6 separate regions of the Homo sapiens genome follow, and all the other regions are linked to region 6. The links are chromatin loops, found by intact Hi-C in ENCODE. Cell type or tissue: heart left ventricle. All regions are shown on one strand. Links, peaks and the distances in the headings refer to the core of each region. The heading gives the core; the rest is flanking DNA.

Region 1 (4,769 bases), core at 746-4,745, 100 kb after region 6:
CCTCTTACCTGACATGGCAGAGAGATAAGCTATGTTTCAGGTCCTCAAAAGGAGCCTGGAAAATATAATTAATTCAAGCCAAATACTCTTACTATTCCCTTGCATATACAACAAAGATAAAAATATCTATCTTATTAAACTGTTGAGAGTAAGAAAGATAATATACACACAGTGCCTGGCACACGGATGGAACTTAGTTGATGGTAGTTATAATATTTATAATATCTTTTCTTTGTTTCAATTTAATATGATTTATATGACTTTTCATACTTACTGCACATGCAACATCTTTTAGATAATTCTATATCTAGGTTATTAGTAAAACATTGATATCCTCTTCAGTATTTATACAGATGCCCCTCTTCTAAAGTCTTCAGCAAAATTCCCACTGGGGAATTTCAGCTGTCTCTCACTCTTTTTTTTTTTCACTTTTATTTCCATATTAAAGGTTTTTATTTTTAAGGTATACAATATGATATTTTGATACATGTATACTTTGTGAAATGATTGCAACAATCAAGTTAATTAACATATCATTACCTCACATAGTTTCCTGTGTGTGTGTGTGTGTGTGTGCGCTTAGAGCTCTTGAGATCTACTCTCTTTGCAAATTTCAAGCATATGTTAACTATAGTCACCAGGCTGTATATTAGGTCTCCAGAACTTACTCATCTTATAACTGAAAGGTTGTATCCTTTAACTAGTATTTCTCTTTTACCCCCAACCGCAGCCCCAAATAATCACCATTCTAACCTTTGTTACTGAGTTCGACTTGTTTTTTGAGATTCTACATATAAGTGAGATCATGTATTACGTGTCTTTCTGTGCCTCACTTATTTTGTGTGTCATAATATTCCCCAGGTTCAGCCATGTTGGCACAAATGACAATATTTCCTTCTTCTGAATAATACTGCTGACTAATATTCCATTGTGTGTGTGTGATAAACACACACCACATTTTCTTTAATAATTCATTCATCAATGGACACTTAGGCTGTTTCTGTATCTTGGTTATTGTGAATCTCGCTGTCTCTTTGGCAGCCATTTCTGTACTCCCTTCCCCAGAAGCAGCTTTACTGCAGTCTAAAAGTGTCTTAGGAAAATGATTCAGAAGCAACTACTTCTCTTGGCATGTTCTTCAGTAAACACGATGATGGAAAGCTTTGATTTCTGCCCTTCTTTAAACAGTGCAATCGATTTTCAGTTGGGATTTTTTCCAGTTAATTTGATAGCTCCACGTTTCTACCAGGCTGAAGAAAATGTATGTGTTGTGGGCTGTTGTATTACTGTTGCTGGTGGTGCTGTTGCTACTGCTGAGATTTTGTGGTTGAGTCCATATTATAAAGGAATTGTAGAGCAGTAATAAATTTAACTTGAGCTCTGAACTCAAGCCTTCAGGTGTGACTTTTTTAATCACGTGGAAATTCACGTAAGAATTTTCAACCAGACTTCATGTTTATTTTTATTTCTTAAGCAAAGGGTACAGGAATCTGGTCTAAACGAATGGGAACAAACATTACAGTTAGACTTTATTGGAGTGTTGTAAAAATGTTTTTTTCCAAAATCAGATTGTTTCAAAACTGACCCTGGTTTCCAGATTTTTAAGTTAGGAAGTAAGACAGTAAAAATCAAGGGTCAAATAGTCAAGCGACTATTTTTTTAAAATCAGCATTTTCCTTGGCGACTTCCGTTAGACCATGCTCTGTTTAGTACTGAAACTCAGAGAAGTTCCAGGAATAGCGGGATGAAATCTAAGTGATCCGCTCACGGGAAGCTCTACCCTTCCTTCGCTCGCTCAGTAAATCCGGGATGGGCTCAGAGAATGACTTCGCATTTTGCACCAGAAGATCTCAGTCTTTAGAGAGAACCCTAGACGAAATCCTTACTTCCCTGCCTCATTCCTGAAAACTTCTACCTGGGAACCGACTTGCTGTGACAAATAAAATGGGAGGAGTCTGGCTGAATAGTTTGTGGATTTCGGAAAGCAAAGCGAAATGCCGCTCTAACTAGGTCCGAATTTTCTGCAAGCTACCTTGTGAAACTGGTGAATTTGCCAGAATGAATTTTCATTCATTTAACTTTGGCGGATCGTCTACTAGGGTGCCTGGCATGGTGCTAATTGCTGGAGAAAATGATTTTCAAACAAAAACGAAAAAAACTTTCGGCCCCCAGCAAGGAGCCAGGCAATTCCTACAAACTCAAGGAGTGCTTGAGAGGTGAGTTAATGACCGTCCCTCCTGTCCTAAAGAGACAGACTTTTACAGTCAGTCTTGAAACTGCTCGGGGCTACACTAGCGCCCTCTGGACGCAGACTCTGGTTAGCGCCCCACGGCACCAGCCTTTGATTTGTAGCTGCCAAAGATTTGATAGTGGGGAGTACGTGTCTATTCTGAAGGCTGAAGACACACACCACAGTCAGGAGTAGAATTCCGACCCCTCAAAGTGACATGGCCACAAAATCTGCGTCTACTGGCTTTCATTTTGCGGTCACCGTGGCACGGGCGAAAGCTATGAACTCTCTCTTTAGGAAAACACACATCACAGACACACACACTTACAAACGGTTTCAGGAGGTTCTTATGTTAGAAACCTCTGGTCTTGGAAAAAAATCATTTCCGCTGAAGTATGTGGTAGCTGAGCGCAAATACCCTTCTGCTACAGCCCCAGTGGCAGAGGCCCAAGCACTACGCCCCACTCAGTGCCCGCACTGCGGCCTTCGCAACTCTTCAAGCAGCTCTGCACCGAAAACCCAGGCCGGAGATCCGAGCCTAAACTGCTGAAAAGCTCCAAGGCTCCGGACAGGGTCTCAGCAGGGGTTATCTTCCTTCAGGATCCGGGGCTCATTGTGCCCAAGATCCGCCATCCAAGCCCTGCTCTGCGCGCAGCTTGCCTGTTTCACGCTCTGCGCCTGACACGCGCCGGTGTCCTCCCGGGCCAGTTCCAGTCCCGGGTCCTGTGGCCGCCCTGCCGGCGGACCCTGCGGAGAGCGAGTCTTAGATACCCAGTCCCCAGCCCCGAGTTGTTATTCCCTCGCTGTAGTTAAGAAGGAGGAGATCAATTAAGGGCATCTTAGAAGTTAGGCGTTCCCGCTGCCTCCTTTGAGCACGGAGGCCACCAACCCCCTAGGGGGAAGAGATGTAGCGCGAGGCAGGGGTGTCGTGCTAAGAAATTTCGACGCTTCTGGGGACTGAGGACAAAGGTGCGGACACGACCCCGGGGTACCTGGAGTTCCGTGACTCGCGCCACGGACGGCACACCTAGGGGCTAATTTCTGCTCTGCCTCAAAGAACCTCAAGCTAGAGTCCTTGCCTCCGCCCACAGCCCCGGGATGCCGCTGCTGCGCTCACCGCACAGGCAGCGCCCGGACCGGCTGCAGCAGATCGCGCGCTGCGCGTTCCACCGGGAGATGGTGGAGACGCTGAAAAGCTTCTTTCTTGCCACTCTGGACGCTGTGGGCGGCAAGCGCCTTAGTCCCTACCTCTGCTGAGCTGAACGCTCAGGCACAGTGGAACTGAAACCCGGTTCTGCGGGATGTGAGAGCTGTTGAGGTCACGCGTAATTGGGTGTGATGGAGGGCGCCTGTTCGTGATGTGTGCAGGTTTGATGCAAGCAGGTCATCGTCGTGCGAGTGTGTGGATGCGACCGCCCGAGAGACTCGGAGGCAGGCTTGGGACACGTTTGAGTGAACACCTCAGGATACTCTTCTGGCCAGTATCTGTTTTTTAGTGTCTGTGATTCAGAGTGGGCACATGTTGGGAGACAGTAATGGGTTTGGGTGTGTGTAAATGAGTGTGACCGGAAGCGAGTGTGAGCTTGATCTAGGCAGGGACCACACAGCACTGTCACACCTGCCTGCTCTTTAGTAGAGGACTGAAGTGCGGGGGTGGGGGTACGGGGCCGGAATAGAATGTCTCTGGGACATCTTGGCAAACAGCAGCCGGAAGCAAAGGGGCAGCTGTGCAAACGGCTCAGGCAGGTGATGGATGGCAGGGTAGGAAGGGGGAGGTCCAGAGGTCTGGATGGAGGCTTCCGCATCTGTACCTTGCAACTCACCCCTCAGGCCCAGCAGGTCATCGGCCCCCTCCTCACACATGTAATGGATCTGAAGAGTACCCCGGGACAGTCCGGGGAGATGGAGATTCGGAAAGTATCCATGGAGATCTTACAGAATCCCCTGTGCGGACCAGGAAACTCTTGTAGATCCCTGCCTATCTGAGGCCCAGGCGCTGGGCTGTTTCTCACAATATTCCTTCAAGATGAGATTGTGGTCCCCATTTCAAAGATGAGTACACTGAGCCTCTGTGAAGTTACTTGCCCATGATCACACAACCAGGAATTGGGCCAACTGTAATTGAACTCCTGTCTAACAAAGTTCTTGCTCCCAGCTCCGTCTCTTGTTTCCCACGAGCCCTGGCCCTCTGTGGGTAATACCAGCTACTGGAGTCAGATTTCTTGGGCCCAGAACCCACCCTTAGGGGCATTAACCTTTAAAATCTCACTTGGGCAGGGGTCTGGGATCAGAGTTGGAAGAGTCCCTACAATCCTGGACCCTTTCCGCCAAATCGTGAAACCAGGGGTGGAGTGGGGCGAGGGTTCAAAACCAGGCCGGACTGAGAGGTGAAATTCACCATGACGTCAAACTGCCCTCAAATTCCCGCTCACTTTAAGGGCGTTACTTGTTGGTGCCCCCACCATCCCCCACCATTTCCATCAATGACCTCAATGCAAATACAAGTGGGACGGTCCTGCTGGATCCTCCAGGTTCTGGA
Region 2 (4,923 bases), core at 550-4,549, 540 kb after region 6:
CAGTTTAGATATAACTCTAAATTGTTATTCTTCCCAATTATGTCTATTAATTCCAGATTGCTCTATTCCAAGTGTTAGCTGTTGCCAGAAAAAAAAAAAACCTTAGCTTCTGAATAACCAGTTAAAAATAAAAAGCTTCTAAAATACCAGGGGTTTTTTTGTTTGTTTTTTGTTTTTGTTTTTCCTGAGATGGAGTCTCGTTCTGTCGCCCAAGCTGGATTGCAGTGGTGCAATCTCGGCCCACTGCAACCTCTGCCTCCTGGGTTCAAGCAATTCTCCTGCCTCAGCCTCCCGAGTAGCTGGGATTACAGGCGTCTGCCACCATGCCCGCTAATTTTGTATTTTTAGTAGAGACGGGGTTTTGCCATGTTGGCCAGGCTGGTCTTGAATTCCTGATCTCAGGAGATCTGCCTGCCTCCCAAAGTGCTGGGATTACAGGCGTGAGCCACCGCACCTGGCCTCCTATAAGCAGGTTTGTTTGTTTTTTTAATTTTTTTAAATATGCATATGTACACACGATGTATATACATGTTACACATATTGGAAAATATATTCTCAGGATATTCTCCCTTCTCCAGATGGATAGTATTGAAAGGGAAAAAACACAGTAATTAAAAAAAAAATGGTCAGCACAGTGGCTCACTCCTGTAGACCCAGCTACTCTAGAGGCTGAGGCAGGAGAGTTGCTTGAGCCCAGGAGTGAACTTTGATCACACCACTGCACTCCAGCCTGGGCAACAGAGCAAAAGCCTGTCCTAAAAATAAACAAATAAATTAAAATTAAAATTTTAAAAAGGTGGGAGTGGGTGCAGATAAGGCTAGTTTAAAGCAAGCTGTTTAAAGGCTATCAAATATTAGTCAAATAAATTATGAAACATTTATATGATGTAATACCTTATAGCTATACAGACATTTAAAGCATGTGACATGAAGAAATGTTCGTGGTTTAATGTTTACATAGAAAAGCAGGTTTAAAAAGAATCATATATAATTTGATACAAATTTTTTGTGGCAGTTTATTTTGAGATATTAATTTTTATTTTATTTTATTTATGTATGTATGTATGTATGTATTTTTGAGGCAGAGTTTTGCTCTTGTTGCCCAGTCTGGAGTGCAGTGGCACAATTTCGGCTCACTGCAACCTCCACCTCCTGGGTTCAAGTGATTCTCCTGCCTCAGCTTCCCAAGTAGCTGGGGTTACAGACATGCACCTCCATGCCCGGCTAATTTTGTATTTTTAGTAGAGATGGGGATTTCACTATTTTGGTCAGGCTGGTCTCAAACTCCTGACCTCAGGTGATCCACCCTCCTCAGCCTCCCAAAGTGCTGGGATTACAGGCATGAGCCACTGCGCCCAGCCTTGAGATATTAATTTTATGTGTTCTCCTATCCTACTACCCCTTTCTCCCATTCAAGCAAGTATCTAGACTTCAGATTTTTGTAAGGCAAAAAGCAAACACTGCTCAGAAATACCATAGGCTCTGTCTTGTGAAATGAGAAGAGGGAGGTGAAAGAGGGATTCCTCAAAAGTTAGAAGTCTGGGCCAAGCTCAGTGGCTCATGCCTGTAATCCCAGCACTTTGGGAGGCTGAGCTGGGTAGATGGCTCGAGCCCAGGAGTTCAAGACCTGCCTGGGCAACATAGTGAGACCCCGTTTCTATTAAAAAAAAAAAAGAAAAGAAAAGAAAAAAGAAAAAAACTTAGAAGTCTGAAGCCTATAGTTTGAGTGAATAGCTAAGATTCCCATCTTGTTCTGTAACAAAGCCCAGATAGTGGCAAAACCTCAAAGAGGAAAGCCACATGGGGTACCTTAGGAAGCTGTACTTGGGTGCAGGGGCTGCCACATTCACTTACTTGATTCCAGATTCTTGAGTACCAACAGTGGTAAAGAAATATGAGAGTCACCAGTCTGAAGTGAAGATGGCACAAAAGGGAATCCCAGCACCAAATCAATGTGGAGAGATGACCAAGTAATTTGAGATAATTCCAGGTACTTCTATAATAATTCAAGCCCTAGAAACTTTGTACAACCCTGGATGGAGAGGAAATGCTCAATGATAACTAAGGTAGAATTTCTCACCAGCATGGCAGGATGGGAGCTCAGGCTTAGATTCAAGTGGACCTAAAGAAATGCAGTATTTATTTCTATGAAATAAGAATCATATACACAATATGCATATGTACACACGATGTATATACATGTTACACATATTGGAAAATATATTCTCAGGATATTCTCCCTTCTCTAGATGGATAGTATTGAAGGGGAAAAAACACAGTAAGTTTCACTACCTAGTACAATATAGTAATTTATCATATTGTCTTTTTTTAGCAGCTATTTTTAGATTTTTTTTAAATTTTTTTTTTTGAGACAGAGTCTTGCTCTGTCACCCAGGCTGGAGTACAGTGGCAGATGTCGGCTCACCTGCAACCTCCACCTCCTTGGTTCAAGCAATTCTTATGCCTCAGCCTCCCAAGAAGCTGGGGTTTCGCCATGTTGGTCAAGGTGGTCTCCAACTCCTGACCTCAAGTGGTCTGCCCGCCTTGGCCTCCCAGAGTGCTGGGATTACAGGCATGAGCCACCTAGCCTGGCCAATCATATTGTCTTTATTGAAAAAAAATCTTCAATGTATATCCCCCTTTTTTTTTTTTTTTGAGACGGAGTCTCGCTCTGTCACCCAGGCTGGAGTGCAGTGGCACAATCTCGGCTCACTGCAACCTCTGCCTCCCAGGTTCAAGCAATTCTTCTGCCTCAGCCTCCCGAGTAGCTGGGACTACAGGCATGTGCCACTACGCCGGGCTAAGTTTTGTATTTTTAGTAGAGGTGGGGTTTCACCATTTTGGCCAGGCTGATCTCGAACTCCTGATCTCAGGAGATCTGCCCGCCTTGGCCTCCCAAAGTGCTGGGATTACAGGCGTGAGCCACCGCACCTGGCCTCCCTTTTTTAATTAGAAAAAATGTATATTATAAAACCAGCTGTAAGCTGTTTTTCCTATATATTTGAACAGGTCGAAAATAGGGAAGGGCATAGATAATAAACTTAGGTTCTATTTTCCAGCTGTTTTAGACCTATTGATATTAACATTTCCAGAAGTATAATACAAACTTAATGTCAAAAAAAGATGAGGATTTTTTTTTTTTCACAGAAAAAAGTATTGGATAACTCCTGTACCCTGAAAAAAATTAAAATGGTATTATATTAGTCAGAGTCTCAGCAAGAATCAGATGCACTCTCCAAAGGGGTAACTGAAGAGAGTATAATCAGAATGTGGGCAGGGGAACAGCAAGTGGTAATGCAGTACCACTGCCAACCTGTGGCCAACATGGAGCGGGAGAAGGTAATACATAATCTGATATCTCTTTCCTATTGCTTTCTGATCTACTAGTGTCTTCCATTAGCTGAGCCCAACCAGGAGCTAGAGAGGAAGGGATCTTACTGATGCAATCTATAAAAGATTAAAGTACCATAGAATACTATACAGCCATAAAAAATACAGGAGGCTGGGCTTGGTGGCTCATTCCTGTAATCCCAGCACTTTGGGAGGTGAAGACAGGCGGATCACTTGAGCTCAGGAGTTCAAGACCAGCTTGGGCAACATGGCAAAGCCCCATCTCTACAAAAAATACAAAAATTAGGTGGGTGTGGTGGCACAGAACTGTGATCCCAGCTACTCAGGCTGAGGTAGAGGGATCACTTGAACCCAGGAGGTCGAGGCTACGGTGAGCTAAGTTCGCGCCATTGCACTCTAGCCTGGGAGACAGAATGAGACCCTATCTCTAAAACCAAAAGGAAAACACAAAATCATGTCCTTTGCAGTAACATGGATGGAGCTGGAGGCCATTATCCTAAGTGAACTAACACAGGAACAGAAAACCAAATACCACATGTTCTCACTTATAAATGCGAGCTGAACATTGAGTACATATGGACACAAAGATGGGAACAATAGACCCCAGGGTCGATTTGAGTGGAGGGAGTGGAAGAAGGGCCTATTGGGTACTATGCTCACTATGTGCATGATGAAATCATTTGTACACCAAAGTTCAACAACACGCAATCTACCCATGTAATAAACATGCACATGTACCCTCTGAATCTAAAATAAAAGTTGAAAAAAGGAAAAAAAAGGGTGAAGTATATCTATAGGGTTATCAGAGAATATCTAGCACAATGACAAAGTATAAGCAATTCCACAATTTTCCTATAAATATTTCCAGATAAAACTATCTACTAGAAGAGTACTAGAAACATAGAGTTTTAGACTTCAACTTTTGGTACTATGTAAATTATTTGAAATTATTGCTACTACTACTAGAGAACTTTTATTCATTCACTAATTTTTTTTTTTTTTTTTTTGAGACGGAGTCTTGACCTGTCGCCCAAGCTAGAGTGCAGTGGAGTGATCTCGGCTCACTGCAACCTCCACCTCCCAGGTTCAAGCAGTTCTCCTGCCTCAGCCTCCTAAGTAGCTAGGATTACAGGCGTGCACCACCGCACCTGGCCAATTTTTGTATTTTTAGTAGCGACAGGGTTTCACCATGTTGGTCAGGCTGGTCTCGAACTCCTGACCTCATGATCTGCCCGTCTTGGCCTCCCAAAGTGCTGGGATTACGGGCATGAGCCACTGCATCCAGCCCACTAACTCTTAACTAAATTTTATTGAGCATCGAGTCAGTGTGACACATTAAACATATGTACAAAGATAAATATGAAACATTATCCTCCAGCGGCTCCTGATTTAATGTGAGGACAACATATGAACAAATAAGTGCAATTAAGCTTTATATGTGTAGTTGCATTTTAAAAGGGACTCTTTCTGTCTCAGTTTGGCTGAGGCTCCAAGAAAGTAAAATGCCAATATTCTCGTATTTTATAATAAAGTGGAAAACCATAAAAAGTAGAAATTGCCCAAAAAAGGTGG
Region 3 (4,923 bases), core at 621-4,620, 550 kb after region 6:
TTAAAATTAGCCAGGTATGGTGGTGTGCACCTGTAGCCCTAGCTACTTGGGAGGCTGAGGCAATAGGATGGCTTGAGCCCAGGAGTTCAAGGTTACAGTGAGCTATGATCATGCCACTGTACTCTAGCCTGGGCTACACAGCTAGACTCTGTCTCTAAAAAAAAAGTTGTTGTTGTTGTTGTTTTTAACGATGTATCTTGAGCCAAATCCCCAAAACACACAAAGAGGAGCTGAAAATCATATAAACCTTTAATAAGCCCTTGGGACTTTCATTCTTAACAAAAAGGTCAACCAAATGCCCCTTCTTTTGGTCTACAAGTAGAGCTTTGATAACAGCCATTCTGAAGAGTACAGACAATTGCTGTGAATAAAGGATGTATCGCAAAGCCCCAGATATTTGCTTAGGAAATAATTATCAGAAGGACAGGTTTGGAGTGATAGATCTATCACTCATTCATTCAACAAATGTTTAGTGAGTGCCTACTATATGCCAGGCTTTGTTTCAGGTACTAGGAATATCTCAGTAAATTTTTAAAAAGTCAAAAAATTATGTTTGGATATTTATGTGATTCCCTGTTGCATATTTACAATGTGTGCTTCAACTTTTATTTAAACTAGATTCAGTGGGTTTCTTTTATTTGTATCCAAAAGGCCCTTTCTATAAAAGTGACACAGTAATAAGAGGTTACCATCCCTAATTACAGGAAGCTCCTACAAGTCAGTAAGAAAATGATTAACACAATAATATGAGGAAAGGAATGAAGTGGCAATCCACTAAAGTAACATAAACAGCCAAGAAATACAACAAAAGATTTTTTTACTAGTAATAAAAAACTATAAATAAAATTAAAAATTAAAGAAACAGGTTTTCTTTTTTGGCCTATCAAATTGATAAAAGTAAAAAGTACTTATAATATCCAGTGTTGGTAAGAATACAGAGAAAACTGACTCTCAGGCAGCGTAGAATATTAAATGGATATAACTTTTTTTGCAACTCAGCCATATTTATCATAACTGTAAATGTAAGTTCCCTTTGACCCCACAATTCTACTTCTATGAATTCTTCATCAGGTAAGGTAATTATGCACACAATAGGTGTGTATGTACAAGAATATTCATTATAGTATTTTTATGATACCAATAACTTGGAAACAATTGAATTGCACACTAATAATTAAGCAAATTATTATATTTCCATACAATAAAATACTATGCGACTATTGAAAATAATATAGACCATTACTTATGGACATATGATAGCTATAACTTTTTAAGTGTATTAATAAAAACAGTATCATCTTATTTTTAAAAATTGTATATTTATTACACATCTGTGTGAGGCATGTGACTAGAGAGATATATATGGAAAGAATTTTCAAAATGTTTATGTAGTATATGACAATTTTTAAATGAGCATTTATTTAATCAGTTAGCACTATTTATAAACACTTAATATGTGCTACGCATTGTGCTAGGTCCTGGAGAAACGAAAGAGAACAATCTATTAATTTAATCTGTTAATTTAGTCCACCAAATCAACAGTGTTTTTCAGAAATACGACAATAACCAGTGTTGATGAATTAGAGAAGGTAACCTCATATACTACTGTTGAGAGTATATGTTGGTAAAACATTTCTGGAGAACAATTTAGTACTTTGTTTTTTGTTTTTTTTTTTTTGAGATGGAGTCGCACTCTGTCGCCCAGGCTGGAGTGCAGTGGCACGATCTCAGCTCACTGCAACCTCCGCCTCCCGGGTTCAAGCGATTCTCCTGCCTCAGCCTCCTGAGGCACGCCACCACGCCCGGCTAATTTTTGTATTTTTAGTAGAGACGGGGTTTTACCATGTTGGCCAGGATGGTCCGATCTCCTGACCTCGTGATCCACCCGCCTCTGCCTTCCAAAGTGTTGGGATTACAAGCGTGAGCCACCGCGCCCGGCTTTTTTTTTTTTTGAAACAGAATCTCTATTGCCCAGGCGGGCTGGAGTGCAACGGCGCGACCATGGCTCACTGCAACCTCGATCTCCCTGGCTCAAGAGATCCTCCCACATCAGCTTCCCGAGTGGCTGGGACCACAGGCCCATGCCAACATGCCCAGCCTTTTTTTTTTATTATTCTTATTCTTATTCTTATTCTTATTATTATTGTAGCGACGAGGTCCCACTGTATTAAAATAATATAGTGATCTCAAACTCCTGGGTTCAAGCGATCCTCCGCCCTCGGCCTCCAATAGCGCTGGGATTACAGGCGTGAGCCACCACACCCAGTCTCTTTTTTACAAAGAATATAAATAGCCGGTGGATGTCAGACTATTTCGTTATGGAAAGATGCTCTCAAAAGACGAAATAGATAAATCGAAAGAAAGTGTCCATTTTTTCTCAGTGGCCTAATCTGTCAGGTACCATGCTTGGTTTTGGGGGCATAGAAAGACATTAGCGCCCTCATGGAGTTCAAAGTCTGGTGGAAGAAATCAATCATAATAACAATGAGGGGTTAACGACAACAGACCCTTGAAAGATAACATCTCCAGGGAATAAGGAAGAGCATTCCAAAGTATTTTGCCAAATGGCAAAAACCGCAGTTACTTTTGCACCAACCTTAATGCAAATAAAAGCATGTACACAAACAAGATACTCGAGGAAGAATACAGCTGACACACAGAAACGGATCGTTATCTTGTGGCTTTCCTGCAGCCTCGTTCCTTTCAGTCACATAACACCCCAAATCTGTGGACGGTTAATGAGAGCTAGTATCACCCAGAGTCACGGCTGTTGACTCGGACGACTTTAGATGCAGCCCGCCAGCGGGAGAAACTGGAGGGAATCCGCCATACACAGGAACCTAGAAGGGCTACGTGACAGGGGCTGCCCCGCAGCTCTCAGCCGCCGGCACTCCCAGCCAGGTTTTCCCGCCAGTCTCAGTTCCTAGATCTTCCGAGGCTCCGCCCGCCGCCGAGCGGTCGGAAAGTTTTAAGGAGGGGGAAGTGTTGCAAGCCTATCGATATCTCTGGAATAGACTGCGCTACCCTGCGCCGCCGCCGTCAAACTCCCGCAGACTTCTCTGTAGATCGCTGAGCGATACTTTCGGCAGCACCTCCTTGATTCTCAGTTTTGCTGGAGGCCGCAACCAGGCCCGCGCCGCCACCATGGTACGTTGAATCCCGATCTCTGGAAGGTTTAGGGCAGAGCTCTGGTGACTGGGGGATGACGAGCCACCTCTCCTGTCATCCTTAGCGTCGCCCGGTGCCACGAGGTATGAGAGCCTCGGCAGACGGCCGGGCTCCGGCAGTGATTCAGCATCTCCGGCCTGGCCGGGCTAGGGGTTATCGGTAGCCAGTGCGGCCTTTCCACCGCTTTCGCTTCCCGGGGAGCCTCCGACACTTCCTCCTCGGTCAGCTAGATGAGTTCGCCCCTCAGGTTCCTTCAGTGGAGTAGATTCTGAGCGGTCCAGAATAGCTCCTAGTGCTGTGTATGGGAGAGGAGAAGACAGAGACTTGACTTGGAGGCCTACCTGTACCACCAGTGCGGACTTGACCCCCAGGTTTGTGTTCCTGGACAGCGTCCGTTTTCCTGGTGGGTCCGTCTATTTATCTCTCGCCTAGACTTCGATTAGAAGAGGCCCTTTTCAATCATTTTGTCCAGTCACCTAGTTGCGGATGAGTAAGCCGAGGCTGAGAGGGGAAGTGATGGAATCAGGGTTACAATATAGGGTTCTGGGTTTCCAGTTCTGTCTGCCATTCTAGCACTCAATCTCACTCCCATGACTATTATTATAATAGTCGTAATAGCCGTAATGGTTCTATCGCTGCAGCTATTTGTGTCCACCTCTAACTTTGTGAGGACATTTTTGTTCATTCAATGTGAATATACAGACAGCACTTGTACAGGCATAACTACAGTGAACATTAAAAAATAAGTCATACATGTCCCTAATCATAAAAACAGAAAGGGACGTTTAGATAAAGAGCTGTGGGAGTATATGTTAGGGGGATTTGGGAAGAAAAGGAGAAGACTTCAAGAAATCGACATTTAAGCTACCTTAAAGAAAAGGAAGACTTTTAACCATTTATTAGGGCCCAATAAAAGGGAGCAGCATAAGCAAAAATAGGCAAGAAAGTTGATTGTGAACTTTAGTAATTGAGCCTAAAGGGGTTGATATGGAGGGTGTTAGAATAAGAGTTTGGAAAAATAGGACCCATTTAGATCTGCTTCTCCCTCTCCCACGAGTTTATGGTAAATGTAGAATTGGCTTACATCTGAGTACAGTAGTAATCTTCCAGTAAGACTGCATGAACAGAGTGCCTTAACATTGAATGGAAATACAAGCATATTTCTTAATGAATGTTAAGAGTTGGGATTTGAAATGTTCTTCTATTAACAGGTATTTTTTTCTTTTACTTTTAGTTTCGAAATCAGTATGACAATGATGTCACTGTTTGGAGCCCCCAGGTAAAATAATGTTTTTAAACCTTTTCTGTGAAGTGGCTTTTTGTGGCTGCAATATATTTAGAAACTTGTGAGAGCGTAGGCTTGGGGAAAATGGAATATAATTATTTTAGACGTTCTTGGAAGTTGCATTTATAATTAAAATAGGTTTCCTGATGGACCTAGAGGACATTATGTTAAGTGAAATAAGCCAGAAACAGAAAGAAAAATGTTTCATGCTCTCACTTATATGTGGAATCTTTTGTTTAAAAGGGCAAATATATATATAGAGAGAGTAAAACAGTGGTTACCAGGGTAGGGGGTGGCAGTGGGGAGGAAAAAAGAGGAGATACAAAGTAGCAAATATGTAGGTTGAGCAAGTGGAAAGATCTAATGTACAACATGAAGACTACAGTTAATAATGCAGGTAGTGTTTTGTATTCAAGATTTTTGTTAAATGAGTAGTTTATAGCCCTTGCCACAGCAGAGGAAAATGGGTA
Region 4 (4,923 bases), core at 640-4,639, 150 kb after region 6:
CACAAAGATATCACCCTCCTCTTGCCCAGTAAGTTTATGTTCATGTTTGTTTGGGTATTGGAGACCATGTTAGGTGGAGCACGTATGAAGGAGACTTCTGGGAAAGAAAAGAATTGTATTGTGGCCATTTGCCGAATTGAGGTCCAAAAACACATTGGATGGATGGGGGCTGCTCTTGTCAAGGCTAGAGAGCAGGATAAAGCCATGGCAATGAGAATGGTGTGTGAGTACTCAGAAGTAGACTGATCCCCAAGGACTTGGACTTCAGGAAGAAATGTTGCTTACGGAGACAGTGTACTGCTAGAAACAGGAGAGTCCCAAACTAGCAGCATATGTGCACACTGGGGGAAATGAAGGCAGGTTTATGTGAATTTAACCCAGAACTGTTATAGGAGCAACTTCAGACTGGATCTAAAAGCAGAAAATCTGCCTTGCACTCAGGATCAAGGCATCAGTGACTCCCCATCACCTAGAACTGTGAGTAACAATTAAGGTAAGTCCATGACCCTCCCCACAAATAGATGGAGGGTCTGATGCAGTCCCTATAGGAAATATTTCTCACCCCGACTCTTCATGATGAGAATCACAGCCATGGTAAATAACTTTTGAATCATGTTTACTAATGGGAATGCATCATATTCATCAACTATGAAGAATCATGAGCCTAGATGATGAAGTATGCTTAGCATGTCATACAAAGCATGTCATACAAATCCCCCTACATGCTAATTTCTTTTCATTTTTGCCAGTTTTATTAATGTATAGTTGCCACAACATGATTTCAGCCTCTTCTCCAGCCTCTATCCAGCTTTCTCCATGATGTTCATTCTGCTTAGAAGCATGTGGTTTGGGTGAAATTGGTTACCCCTCCCCCAGTTGTAAGGGTGGGTCTGATAGATTTTAAATGATCACAAATTTTTATAACTATTTACATCAAGATGTGGGGACTTGCTTCAGAAGCAATGGCAACAAAAACAAAAATTGATAAATGGGAACTAATTAAACTAAAGAGCTTCTGCACAGCAAAAGAAACTATCAACAGAGTAAGCAGGCAACCTACAGAATAGGAGAAAATATTTGCAAACTATGTATCCAACAAAGGACATATATACAGAACCTATAAAAAACTTAACCAATTCAACAAGCAAAAAGCAAATAACCCCATTTAAAAGTGGGCAAAAAACATGAACAGGCACTTCTCAAAAGAAGACATACAAGCAACCAATATATGAAAAAATGTTTCAACATCACTAATCATCAGAAAAATGCAAATCAAAACCACAGTAAGATACCATTTCACACCACTCAGAATGGCTATTACTAAAGAAAAACAAAAAACAACAGATACTGGTGAGGTTGTGGAGAAAAAGGAATGCTTATTCACCATTGTTGGGCATGTAAATTACTTCAGCCACTGTGGAAAGCAGTTTGGAGATTTCTTAAAAATCCTAAAACAGAACTACCATTTGACCCAGCAATCCCCTTACTGAGTATATATCCAAAAATAAATAAATAAATAAATCATCCTACCAAAAAGTCACATGTGCTTGTATATTAATCACAGCACTACTCACAACAGCAAAGACATGGAATCAACCGAGGTGCCTATCAACAGTGGATTGAATAAAGAAAATGTGGTGCACATACACCATGAATACTATGCAGCCATAAAAAAGAATGAAATAATGTCCTTTGCAGCAACATGGATGCAGCTGGAGGCCAATATCTTAAGGAAATTAATGCAGGAACAGAAAACTAAATACCACATGTCTTCACTTATAAGTGGGAGCTAAACACTGGGTACCCGTCAACATAAATATGGCAACAATACACACTAGGAACTACTGAAAGGGAGAGGGAGAGAGGGGCACAAGGTTGAAAACCTAACTATTGGGTACTATGCTCACTACCTCAGTGACGGGATCAGTCATACCCCAAACCTCAGCATCATGCAATATCCCCATGTAACAAACCTGCACATGTACCCCCTGAATCTAAAATAAAACTTGAAATTATTTTTTTAAAAATATGTAGGGACTTGCTTTGACCAATATATAATGTGACAGAAATCATGTCACACAAGTCCCAAGTTTACATGTCAAGAGGCCTTACAGCTGTTCTCACTCTCATAGAATGACATGTTCAAGTGAATTAGCCCAAGCTGGCTTACTGGAAAGAACACAGAGAAGAGAACCAAACTACCCCCTCAACCAGCAGACATGTGGCTGTCCTTACCCAGGACCAGCCAGCCCTTTGCTGACTTGCCAAGTTACCCTAAGTGCATGAGTGAGCCCAGGCAACACCACATGGTAGAGAATGAGACATCCCAGCTGAGCCCTACCCAAATTCCTGACCCACAGAATCATGAGAAAACAAATTGTTGTGGTTTTCAGCCACTAAATTTTTTAAATGTTTTGTTATGTAAATAAGGCTAATGGAAAAAGTGGGTAAGCCAATCAGGGCAAATCCTTCCCTCCTGCCACATTTGGTTCATAACACAGGCCTCAGTTCATCAATGCATGCAGAGATTGGTTCAGGAGTGGCCCAATCAGTGAGAACCTCAAGGCCTTGGCTGGGAATACCAAGTCAAAGCTATTCATCTATTCATCCCTACTTTGAGTAGAGCGCTGTGTGAAGCTTGAAGATATCACATCTGTTTTGCTACCATAACAAGAGCCAACCGGAGGAAGAAACCAACACATGAGAACTCTACAGAAAACTGCAAAGAAATGGAGTTAGAGCCTTGATCAAACCCTCTATTAATTGCACAGGAATTTCACATCACTTCTAGCCTTTTGTCATTATGTGAACCATAAACCTTGTTATTTAAGCCAGTAGACTTAGGTTTTTGGTTATTTGCAACTTAAATCAACTGAAAGTGTCCAAATGACACACTCTCAAAACTCGCTACCTGTTGTTTTCATGTTTACCAACGAAACACTGCTTCTCAAGCAAACACTTAAGAGAAGCATAAAATGACAGACACCATGTTTGAAATAGGAATGGGCAGTCCAGAATCCTAACAGCTCCTTCTTAATTCCCTGTATCAGTTTCTAGGTCTTCTGTAACAAAGTACCACAAACTGTGTGGCTTGAGACAATGGAAATGTATTGTGTCACAGTTCTGTAGGCTAGAAGTCAGAGACCAAAGTGTTGCTGGACCATGCTCGCTCTGACACCTGTAAGGGAACCCTTCCTTGTCTCTTTCTAGATTCTGCTTGTTTGCCAGCATCTTTGGCATCCCTTGGTTTACAGATGCATCACTCCAATCCTTAGTCTCCACACGGCATCATTCCTGTGTTTCTTCACATCATTTTCCCTCTATGCATGTCTATCTGTGACCAAATTTCCCCTTTTTATACAACACTGATCATACTAGACAAGGGCTCACCCTTATGACCTCAGTTTAACTTAATTACCTCTATAAAGACCCTAGTTCCAAATAGTCACATTCTGAGTTTAAGACTTCAACATACCTTTTTGAGGGGGACAAAATTCAACCCATAACACTCTATCTCACCATAGTTCCTTAGACAGCCCCAGGACTCTGGAAGAGAAAAGTCATGTTTTAATTCTATTGTGCCATTTTACATGTTGAACCTCTTCCTACAATGTTCTTCTACCTCTTCTGTCTTAGATTTCAGGGCTCAGATAAAATGGCATCCACTCTTTCTGCTCCTGTCCTCAAAAAAAGAAATAATTATTCACTCTTCTGTCTCATATCACTTGTTCACATCTCAAATGGAGCACTCTTCATTAAGGTTAAATCCGTACATATGTGTCTCTCTCCACACTGGTCTGTATGTCACCCTGATGGCAGGATTGTCACTTGTACCTAGCTCATTGCCTGGCATATAGTAGATATTCAGTAAATGTTGGATGAAATAAAGTTATGCGCCCTGACATCTTGTATTAATTGTTAGAGTATATTATTTATTAAACAGAAAAACAGGCTTTCTCGCCCATCCCTTTAAAGAATAATGAGTTGGCAAAAGACTCAAGATTTGAGGCTCCAGGCTTACAACATCAAAATGGTCTTGGGAATGAGTGTGAGGAAGAACTGTTTGAACAGTGACTGGAAATCACCCTTGTCCCAGATTTTCCCCTAATTAGGCTTTTCCTTGTGTTAGTAATCCCATCATAAGAACCTCCAGACATCAAATGTACCATCTTCTGATTGTTTATTATGTGTTTTCTGGTTTGTAATTATTGTTCACTGGTGCTTCTGTAATGTAGGTATGAAAATGGCAGAGGAGCAAAATCCTAACTAGCAAACATTCAGTATGTTAACCTGTGAATCTTCCACTGAGCTTGTATGTTGGGAAAAGGGGAAGACAATGTATCCAATTGTACCATATAGGAAGTAACCCTAAAGAGTGATGCCCACAGGTGATGACTGGGAGGGGAAGGGAGAAAAGGCATCTACACTAGAAGTTCTCTTTCTATGTAAGTCGAGACTCTCCTGTTCATCAGTTGCCCTGGGTTCAGATGTGCATCATTGCTAATGTGAGTTTAGGAAATAATTTCAGCTTCCTCTTCATGCCTAACAGAACCCTCCAGGTAACCTGACTAATATCCAGCCAACTGAATATCAGAACTGTTTTATACAGTAGCCACAGAACATAGCCCAGTAGGTATACAATAGGCAATCACTCATTCATACAACAAATACTAATAGTATCTGTCCCATATACTTGCTGTGGAGATTAAATGATACTATGTATCTTAACAGTCTGGCACCTAGTGAGTGCCCAGTGTATGTACCAGAGGTTATTACATTGGATTATTATTATCAATTATTTACTTCTACCCTGTAATAGATTTATATATCTAAGCCCTTCACTATGTGACTTTTCAATGTCTTTTTCTTGGAGTAGCATATGGTCATGCTCATGGTTAACATTGAGCGTGGCCATACAACTTG
Region 5 (4,923 bases), core at 302-4,301, 170 kb after region 6:
AAAAAAATACATGGTATGGCTGGGCATGGTGGCTCAAGTCTGTAATCCCAGCACTTTGGGAGGCCAAGGCAAGTGGATCACCTGAGGTCGAGAGTTTGAGACCAGCCTGACCAACATGGAGAAACCCCATCTCTACTAAAAATACAAAAATTAGCCAGGCGTGGTGGCTCATGCCTGTAATCCAAGCTATTTGGGAAGCTGAGGCAGGAGAATCACTTGAACCCAGGAGGTAGAGGTTGTGGTGAGCCAAGATCACGCCATTGCACTCCAGCCTGGGCAACAAGAGTGAAACTCCGTCTCAAAAAAAAAAAAAAAAACAGTGTCAATGAGATTTTAACAACACAATTAAGCATCTTGACCCAATCAACCTATATACAATGTTACATTCAACACCTCCAAAATATGCAATCTTTGAAGGATAAGTGGAACATTTACCAAAATAGATCATATGCTAATCATAAAGCAATTCTCAATAAATTTCCAAGAACTGGAATCATTGAGAGTATTTATCTAACCGTTGTGAAAATAAATTTGTAATCAATAACAGAAAAATATTTGGAAATTTAGCAGTATATACCTAAATAACCCATGTATCAAAGAAGCAGTCATAAAGAAAATAAAAAACATTTTTAATTTAAATATTTTTCAATTGAAATATTGAAATTAAAATATGACATCAAAATTTGTGGGCTGCAGTTAAAAACCATTATTTTAAAAAGTTATTATAGCTTTAAATACATATATTTGAAAAAACAAAACGTTGGGAATCAGTTACCTCAGCCTCCATCCAAAGAAGATAGAAGAAAAGGACATAAATTAAATCTAAAAAAGGAGAAAAATAAAATAATAACAGTAGAAATTAATGAAATAGCAGAGAGAAAATCAACAAAGCCAAAAGCTGGTTCTTTGAGAAGATTAATACAATTCACAATCCCCTAGCAAAACTGAGCAAGATAAAAAGAGAGAAAATACATATTACCAGTATCCAGAATAAAAAGTGTTATACCACTAGCGATCCTAAAGACATTAAAAGAAAATAAGTGAATATTATGAATATTTTGTGCCAATAATTTTGACAATTTTGATAAAATATACAAGTTTCTTATATAAGACAAGCTACCAAAATTTGCACAAGAGGAAATGGAAAATCTGAATAGTTCTGTATCTGATAAAGACTTAAATATATAACTTAAATCTCTCTCACAAAGGAAGCTCCAAGAAGGAAGAAATATAATTAATCAAACAGAAATTTTTCAGAGAAAAAAGAAAGAAGCAACATTTCCGAATTCATTTAATGAAACTAGTAGAATCCCACAAAAAGTTATAAGGACATCACCAGGAAGGCAAAATACAAGCAAATATATGTCATAAATATAGATGTAGTAATCCTAAACAAACAAGAAAAGTAAATCAAAAATCATCAATGTGGAAAAGAATGATGATCATGACCAAATGGTGTTTATTTTAGGAATATAATATTGGTTTTACCTCCAAAACTCAATGTATTCACCACATTAACAGAATAAAAGAGAAACACCATATGATCATCTACATAGATTTTAAAAAGACATTTGATAAAACTTAAGAACCTTCTTGATACAAACTCTCAGAAAACTAGAATGAAAAGAATGTTCTTATTCTGAACAAAGATACTTATGAAAAATCCCACTGTTAACATCATATTGAATGAGCATTCCTCCTGAGTTTACAAACACAATGAAGATGTTCACTATCCTCAATCAGTTCTTTTCAATATCACTCTGGATGTCAACAAATGTTCTCAGGGCATTTCAACATCAATTAAGCCTAAGGATTTTACTTAGTTTCCTGTGTATTTGGTTATTCAGAAATGAGAAACATTTCCATGAGTTCTATTTCAGTTTTCTTTTTTACAAATGAACTACTAATTCATCACATTGTAAAGAGCTCTTAGCTCTTATCTGGACAGTCTTTGTTGCCATCTGCTGGTGATCAGCTGCTCTACCTGAGATCTACTCTCCACCTTAGAAAGGGAAGGAATGGGGAGAACCAGCCATCAGAAATCGAACTGACTGAAACGGAAGGAGAAAGTGTAAGAAACAGCAAGTCTAAAACCTCCTAACACATTAGGGCACCTACTGTATTCCAGCCCCCATGCTAGGTCTTCACACACTCACTAACTAGAAGCAGTAGAAATACTAGTTAAGAAAATGGAGTGTGGAGCCAAACTACCCGGATTTTAAAGCTCAGCTTTACCATTTACTAGTTTATGACTTTTAACAAATTACTTAACCGTACTTGTTTTAGTTTCCTCACAGATTGTTGTGAGGATCAAAATCATCAGTCAACTATTTACAACTGTAACCAGCTCATAGTCAGCACTAAACAAAGTACATGTATTTCACAATTATCCCATCTAATGAGAGCTATTGTTGCAAGAGCAATTCTCACAGTGAGCGATTCCACATCTTCGCATTTCACTTCCTAACAGCTTTCAAAAACGGAGCTTTTTATTGTGTCTAACCACAGTCCTTCCAGCTGCACTGGGACCTCTGTCTCCCCTGGAGCCTGAGAAAGGCTGGGCTCCAAGTCCTCCTGAACAAATCAGCTTGCTGGACCCCTTGCCAGTGTGCTCTCTCCTACCTCTTGGGATCCGCCTTCTTGGTATGCTGCGGGGAAAGGAGGCCCTGTTCTGGGCGCTTGGGGAGCCTCACCTGGAGCTCTGTCTCCTGCTCCTGCTCCAGCTCACTGGCCTTCATCTGCACATAGTCCTGCACCAGTGCAGCCAGCAGGAGGCGCACTTCCTCCTCACTGAGTGTGGCCGGGTCTGGGCTGCTCTCCACGGGAGACCTGTGGAGGGGAAGCAAACTCAATGCAGGCTGTGAGTCCCTGCCTGCCCCTCCCCAGGATAAACAGCCAGGCTCCCTGGTATCTGCTTCTTCCCCTGAGGATGTGGCCACTGCGACTCCCAGGGGACAGGGCATGAGGTCAGGGTCCACCTGTGGGCACTGCTTCACCGGGAGCCATGCATGGTTTCAGAGGCACAGAGCTGCCTGGTCCCAGGGGCAGTGGGAGCAGAGGAGCCCCTGGTTCCAAGCTGTCTCACCTGAATGGCGCTGCCTGGAGGCTGCCTGCCTGGCACAGGACCAAGACTGAGAGCCAGCAAGCGGGAGAACTTCTGGGAGCCTTTGTTTGCTCTATGTAACAAGTAAAATGATGCCGCCTTTAGGCAAGTCAGTTAATCCCCAGCTGGGGTCACTGTCACAGCTTTTTTCAGTCGTTTAAGGTAACCTGGTATATTAGGGGTTTCTCTCACCTTCTAGTGAGTGGGGCCAGGCCAGCTACAGCTAAGTTTTCGGTATGTTCACACCTGGATCTAAAGGCGAAAGCATGGTACTCATTACTGCACAGAGCTTCTGCCCTAAATACCTGCTTTCTTCCCTACCATGCCCACCAGCCTAGATCCTTCTTCCCATCTATCCCGGACTCTTTAGAGGATGTCTCGGGCTCCGCCCATTTTCCATAGCTTTTCCAAAGGCACTTCCTAACTAGGAGTCCCCAAGTCTCCTCAGGCTTCAGGTCCCCTTTCCAAGTCTTTCCATCCCTTCACACCTCCTCATGAAATATCTCTCCACGCACCCTTCCCCAGGGCCTAGAACAACATGTGGAGCTGGGGGTGGGGGATTCAGTTGCCCCTCCTGTAGTCTGCCTTGGCTTTGTTCTTCATAGGAATTTAAAACTCCAGGCTCCACACAGCTCTGCGTTTGTTCAGGGGGCTCTCTAGAGTGTCTCCTAGGGTTCCTCGTGTCTTTTGGGGCCCTTCCCCAAGAGGTTGGTGTGGCAGAGTGGCTAGAGGCCAGGTTTCCTGTGCTGCCTCTGTTCCTGTGTAACCTCAGGCAAGTAACTGGACACTATCTAGGCCTCATTGCCCCAGTGGGGTACCTTCAAGTTTGAAGGCATTCATGAATGTAAACGGTTTGGAAGCTTCACAGAGCAGAGAGAGATGTCCAGGCCTGAGGGTGCCGGGTTCCGCTTGGGGTTGAAGGCACTTAGTCCCATCCTGTGGGTCTAGTCTACCATGAAGGCTTTCTGCCCAATATGGCTGAAGAAGGCAGGCTCACTGTCTCCCTCCTTAGGCACTTAGACAGCTGGGGTTATCTTTCCCGGGGCAAGGTCGTTATTTCAATAGCCCAGACACACACACACACACACACACACACACACACACACATACACACTTGCTCTGCACGTTCCTAGTCCCAGGAACATTTAATGACAGGTACACAGCCCAAGGCTCCGGCTGTCTGTAGGGACTGAGCTCCGTAGCTTCACCTGAACGTAGATGCGGGTGCCTCATGCCTCTCTAGAAGGCCAAACCCCTGGACAAACCCATCTCCTTGGGATCGCCTGCTGCCCTGCGCTGATTTAGGGACTGTTCCCCAAGGGGCACACACCGTAGTGTTGGACCCAGCTCAGGTTGCCACCGAAGTGGGCCTCTCCGCGCGCGCGCAGAGTACGCCGCGGCGCCGTGACGGCCCCAAACAGGGAGCTCGCCTCCGAGGGAGCAGGCGAGAGGAGAGGGAGGATTAGGGATAAGGGCCCACTGGAAGAATGACCGGAACCGAATTTACCCTTCTAGAGACTGACAGCCGTTGAAACAGCGCCTCCAGATCAAAGGGGAGAGACCAGGGGAAATGCAGAGAACGTGCGGGGCTAACGGCAAGAGCAGACAACATCCCCACAGTGGGCGGACTCGGACCCCAGCGGGCTCCCCAGCAGTGGTACCACTGGGGCTGGCGCTCTGCCCAAGACAGCACCCCCAGAAGGCTCACCCAGGGGAAGTGAAACCCTTTGCGGTGCCCAGAATAACAAGCCACCTTTCACCGCAGCCTACGACCGGCCGGCTGCACCCCAACGCGCGCCCGAACACACATACACACACAC
Region 6 (4,923 bases), core at 660-4,659:
CAAAGGTGCCCTTTTTTCAGTATCTTAGGATGCAAACATGTGTATCTTCCACGGGGCATTCTCACCAAGTTCTTACCAACAGAAATTAATAGAAATGGTGAGTTCAGTTTCATGATAACCTGAGATTAGGGGAAAAAAAGAAGAGGAGGGAGAAGAAGGGGAGGACAAAGGAGAGAAAAAGGAAGAAGATGAAAAGGAGAAGGAAGAGAAAAAAAGAAGTAGAAGACAAGTCATGAATAATCACAATTATTACTGAAAAAATACTAATTTACAGAAGTGTTTCTTTAAACAGCATTTATGAATTATGGTTATGAGAGGTAAGCAGGCTTGTAAGGCAAATGAAGACTAAAATAATTCAACTGCATCTATTAATCTTGGTAGTAGGTTATGATTACAGCTTATCCACCTGAATCTGTAGTCAAGGGTTGAGCCCTTTCTGAAACCAGCCTAATGAATGAAGACTGGCCCTGGTTAAGGTTTGCAGACCTCTCCCTTTCTGAATCCAGCAAGCTTTTTATTTTCTTTCCATTTCCCTTATCAGAAAAATGACACTACATCTCTGATGTCATTCTGACATCATGCTAGGTTCTAGAAAGAACTCACTGCCTCAGGAGGAACAATGTAACTGGACAGAAGGAACCTAAAGAACCTACCAGAGCAGAGGTTTTCAAAATGTAGGTTTTAACTCCAAGTCCCTTCCCCCTCTTATCCCATAGCATTAGGGTAGTTACCTTCTTCCTGGAGTCATTCATCTGCTCAGGCTTGAAGGTCCCTGCGGCGCCTGCCAAAGGCTTTGGAACCCACATTGGTGGGCACGAAGTTGCTCTTCACCATGCCCCCTGATCTGCTCAGCAAGCCTGCCAGCCGATGAGTCACACAGGTGGCAGTGTTGCAGGCTCTCTTCTGGGCAGCGGAGCTGATTTGCAAGATAGAGAAAGAAGAGAAGACCTGTGAGTGAAAAGCTGGGGGAGGAGCCTTCATGAAGAGAACTGCAACACTTCGACACACCACCTAACAGTAAGTGTTTCTCGAAAATGCAATTATCAAAGCTGTTAGGGGAAATGGCCTGGCAGTCTTCACCAGGAGCTCTGCCCAAAGACCATCATGAAAAGAAAGAAGAAAAAACAATTCCAAGCCACGGGGCACAGGCTGAAACCCTGCACTTACCATTCAAGGAGGAAGTGGGCAACGAGGCCCAGACCCACCCCAAGATACACGAGGAGTATACAGAGACCATACCCCAGCCACAAGCACCAACACTACCCATTACCACAGGAAAATGAAATTCCCTAAAGTCTTCAGAAGAAGCTCAGAGAACAGGGTTTGCAGCATCCTCTCCCAGAAGTACTTACCAGCTCCTTCACACACTGTTCTTGCTGCTTGAGCTGGGTCATAGTGATGACCCACCAAGCCCCATACCCAGCTACCCTGAAGCTAAGGCTACTTCTGAGCATAGGCACTGGACACCCTCAAGTCTGGATGTGGACCAGAGCAATGAGCACCGCAGCTCAGTTCCTTTTAGAAAAATAGATTGATTCATCTAATGCCAAGGCATTAAGGACGTGCTTATTTTATCGTAGTACATTTAGAAGCAGAAATTGGATGCCTCTGTCATAACACCCTCTACAGTCTCAAGAAGCTTCCCTTATTTTCTTTTATCTCTAATGTGTTCAGTAAGTCCTGCTGTCTTCCCTTCCATCCTGAGGTCTTCAAAACATTCTCTGTCATAAGCAAAAATACCAATACCAGCATGAAGACAAATCAGAGAGGAATCCACATGCATCAGGTTCATAAAGTGGAGCAAGAAGGGGAATCAGGAGAGTTGAGAGAAGTTCAGCTGCCATCTGGGGGACCCTGGAGTCGGGTAGTGGTCCCTCTGCAAGCTGTTGACTATGTCCCTATTCTTGCCAGGAATTTCAGGCCCGAAGTTGATGCCAGGGAACATATGAAAGTTTTTCAGGTACTGCAAGTATGTGCCCTGCAAGCAGGTACTCAGATTACTATACGCTACTTAAATCTAGGACTGCTCAAGCTGCAAGGGAAGGACATGCCAGACAGTACCATGCACTAGGGACTGTCCCCATGGGCAGTCACTCAGAAGGTTGGACCAGGCAGGGGACATGTCGAGTGGGAGCAGGTGGGGCAGGCAGGAGGGCAGCTCACACACACTCCATTAGGAGAGGTGAGAGGGTCAGTGGGCCAGGGCAGTGTAGAGAAGGGCTGAATGAGGAAGGATGATCTTTTCTGGTATTCCCATGATGTTCAGCCCTTCATGCTCAACAGAGAGGTTCTCGGGGTGAATGTAGGTGTGACACATGCCTCTGCCCAGCAGTGCTGGGAGCAGGCCAGGGGTTGGTCTCTGCTCAGGCTCAACATGCACAAGGATGTGGGTCTGGGAAACGGTGCTCTCCCTGGCCTCATGACAACATGCACATCTCCACAGAGCTTGCACATCTAAAGGCTCAAACCTACCTCAGACACTGCTCTGTCCCCACCCCCTGCAAGGGCTTCATCTTCACCTTGCAAATGTGAAATGAAGGCTTCTTGCAGGTATGAAAGAATGGCATGCACATGTGAAATTTCTAAAACTTTCTGAGATATTGGGTCTATTCCTGACTTCACCCTTACCAGTCTTAACTCATCCAATGCTAGGAGATCTCCCAGTACTGCAAGAGCAATTTCCACAGTGAACGATTCCACACCTCCCCATTTCATTTTCTATCAGTTTTCACAAATTGAGTTTTTTCTATGTCTAGAAAAAGCTTCTACATCTATGTTCTAACAGCTTTCAGAAACGGAGCTTTTTATTGTGTCTAACCACACACAGTCCCTCCAGGTGCACTGGGACCTCTGTCTCCCTTGGAACTTGAGAAAGGGAGCCTGCTGGACAAATCAGCTTGCTGGACCCCTTGCCAGTGTGTTCTCTCCTGCCTCTTGGGATCCACCTTCCTGTGTATGCTGCGGGGAGAGGAGTCCCTGTGCTGGGCGCTTGGGGAACCTCACCTGGAGCCCTGTGTCTCCTGCTCCTGCTTCAGCTCACTGGCCTTCATCTGCACATAGTCCTGCACCAGTGCAGCCAGCAGGAGGCGCGCGTCCTCTTTACTGAGTGTGGCCGGGTCTGGGCTGCTCTCCAGGGCAGACCTGTGGAAGGGAAGCAAACTCCTTGCAGGCTGTGAGCCCCTGACTGACCCTCCCCAGGATAGGCAGCCAGGCTTCCTGGTCTCTGCTTCTTCCCCTGGGGATGTGGCCACCGCGACTCCCAGGGGACGGGCATGAGGCCAGGGTCCACCTGTGGGCACTGATTCACCAGGAGCCACGCGTGACTTCAGAGGCACAGAGCTGTCTGGTCCTAGGGGCAGTGGGAGCAGAAGGCGCCTCTGGCTCCAGGCTGTCTCACCTGAATGGCGCCGCCTGGAGGCTGCCCGCCTGGTACAGGACCAAGATACTGAGAGCCAGGAAGGGGGAGAACTTCCGGAAACCCATGCCGCCTCTCTGTAAAGGAAGGATGACGTTACTACTGCACCAGCACAGATCTAGGTTCCAGTCCTGCCTCTGCCACAACTGCCATGTGACCTTAGGCACGTTACTTCAGCTGCCTGAGCCTCTGTTCCCTTCATTTGCAGGAAGGGCTGCTGTGAATCTCAAGAGACACATTGCAGTGAGTGAATGGCTTGATAGAGCGGAAAAAGGTGTCCTAGGGGAAGGGTGGAGAGAAAGGATGAATTTTGGTTCTGTTTTGTTGAAGGCCAGGGAGAAGCCACACGCGCCCGTGCACACAAACAGACACTTCTGCCCTGATTTATGCCTAAACCAGGCGTGGACGCACCTTGCTGTAGACCTGCTCTCCCCTTCTCGCCTTCTCCTCTGCTGGGCTTCGCGCCAACGCATGCGAGGGGAAGGTGGGAAGGGTGGATTGGAAAGGAGCGCTCATTTCTCAGTCTTGGAACTGGGAAAAATTTTTAACGTGCCAGTTACGGGTGTCTCAGGACTCGCCCGCAAAGCCAGCCCTCTGCCGGAGCGCGTTTTAGCAGCAGATGCTGAGCAGCAGCTCCGCGAGGTGAGCGCCCAGGGTTCTAGTCCGCTAACAACACTGCCTTAGATCCGGACCGGAATCCCGGGAAGGCTCACCAGGGAGGCGCCTCAGAGGAAAGCTCAGGGTTCCGACCTCCCGGGAACGAAACATGCTCCCGAAGGACAAAGACGGCGCAGGGCGCTCCCGGACCCAACTCTGCAGAATCCTGCGCTCAGCCAGGCCCCAACGCCAGGGCTGCAGACCCGCCTACCTCCGCTCGCTGCGCTTCCAGCGCCCACGCTGAGCCATGGGGATGCTTGGGCTCCTCTCGCACTGGTAGGAGAAACTGCCAGGACAACCCTAACCGCTCGCCTTCTACGGGGCCTGGAAGAGAGCTAGGACCACCGCTGTAAGGTAGGACCAGATGGCGGCGGAGAGGCAGACAGGCAGATGGAGCAAACTGGATGAACTAGTCGAAGAAGCAGGTTATTCGAGTGAGCGGAATGGGGAATGGGAAGTTCCTCACCTGGCGACTAGAGTTTCAGGGCAGCGCGAGCGGCCGGTCGACCCGGGATGAACACCACACCTGCTGTGGGCGCCTTCCCCGCGGAGACCCCGCTCTTATTACAGAGATAGCTGGAGGGGGGGGGTCCCCACCAGCCCGCGCGGCCAATCCAAAGTGGCCAGGACTAGCCAATCAAAGGACCGACCGAGCTCCGATTGCGTCATAGCTCGCACTGCCGGCACTGGTACTCTGGAGCGGGGGCAGTCCGCCCCGCTGTCATTTTTTTCATTGAGGTCATTGCTTGGGAAGCTGGAGAGCCTGGGAGAGGACAGAGATTTTTCAACTAAGAGTCGGGGCAAGTCGAGGAGAGTTTGGCGTCACCTACAGTGAGGGGCCAGAGCTGCTC

The links. Hi-C counts contacts between places; a loop is a spot of excess contacts. Peaks named below come from ENCODE experiments on the same cell type or tissue, not always from the same donor. Only the 100,000 strongest peaks of a DNase experiment are listed, where the experiment ranks them.
Region 1: a loop joins it to region 6, with 9 times the contacts of the local background. A loop is called at or near these places in 42 of 110 quality-filtered maps.
Region 2: a loop joins it to region 6, with 9 times the contacts of the local background. A loop is called at or near these places in 25 of 110 quality-filtered maps.
Region 3: it touches region 6 in a loop (5-fold over the local background); 25 of 110 quality-filtered maps call a loop at or near these places.
Region 4: it touches region 6 in a loop (2.8-fold over the local background); 12 of 110 quality-filtered maps call a loop at or near these places.
Region 5: a loop joins it to region 6, with 14 times the contacts of the local background. A loop is called at or near these places in 81 of 110 quality-filtered maps.

Annotation. Positions count from the first base shown.
Region 1 is chr11:14,972,472-14,977,240 of GRCh38, reverse strand. No RefSeq gene overlaps it. Among named protein-coding and RNA genes, the nearest start is that of CALCA, 2.5 kb to the right of the region's middle. RefSeq lists an enhancer at 1,917-2,446 and a silencer at 3,409-3,458. In heart left ventricle, for the core only: a CTCF peak has its summit at 2,300; DNase peaks (open chromatin) are centred at 2,310 and 2,830; H3K4me3 peaks cover 1,844 bases; H3K27me3 peaks cover 4,000 bases.
Region 2 is chr11:14,530,337-14,535,259 of GRCh38, reverse strand. It overlaps a transcript of PSMA1 not described here. Among named protein-coding and RNA genes, the nearest start is that of PSMA1, 12 kb to the right of the region's middle. In heart left ventricle, for the core only: no CTCF peak of the experiment used is centred there; no DNase peak of the experiment used is centred there.
Region 3 is chr11:14,518,521-14,523,443 of GRCh38, reverse strand. PSMA1 (proteasome 20S subunit alpha 1) reads left to right here and starts at 3,058. Exons shown (of 10, transcript NM_002786.4): 1 at 3,058-3,147; 2 at 4,403-4,447. The coding sequence starts at 3,145. RefSeq lists enhancers at 2,927-3,116, 2,651-3,265. In heart left ventricle, for the core only: a CTCF peak has its summit at 2,996; DNase peaks (open chromatin) are centred at 1,996, 2,983 and 3,333; H3K4me3 peaks cover 2,405 bases; H3K27ac peaks cover 1,447 bases.
Region 4 is chr11:14,924,768-14,929,690 of GRCh38, reverse strand. No RefSeq gene overlaps it. Among named protein-coding and RNA genes, the nearest start is that of CYP2R1, 35 kb to the right of the region's middle. In heart left ventricle, for the core only: no CTCF peak of the experiment used is centred there; no DNase peak of the experiment used is centred there.
Region 5 is chr11:14,905,765-14,910,687 of GRCh38, reverse strand. It overlaps the pseudogene CALCP. Among named protein-coding and RNA genes, the nearest start is that of CYP2R1, 16 kb to the right of the region's middle. RefSeq lists enhancers at 2,428-2,927, 4,570-4,679, 4,860-4,923. In heart left ventricle, for the core only: CTCF peaks have their summits at 1,964 (motif pointing left) and 2,769 (motif pointing right); a DNase peak (open chromatin) is centred at 2,777.
Region 6 is chr11:15,073,279-15,078,201 of GRCh38, reverse strand. CALCB (calcitonin related polypeptide beta) reads right to left here and starts at 4,609. Exons shown (of 5, transcript NM_000728.4): 1 at 4,539-4,609; 2 at 3,398-3,492; 3 at 3,004-3,141; 4 at 732-916; 5 at 1-119. The coding sequence starts at 3,483. The coding sequence ends at 757. RefSeq lists a silencer at 3,114-3,163 and an enhancer at 3,206-3,707. In heart left ventricle, for the core only: a CTCF peak has its summit at 3,081 (motif pointing right); DNase peaks (open chromatin) are centred at 3,091 and 4,261; H3K4me3 peaks cover 1,383 bases; H3K27me3 peaks cover 2,667 bases.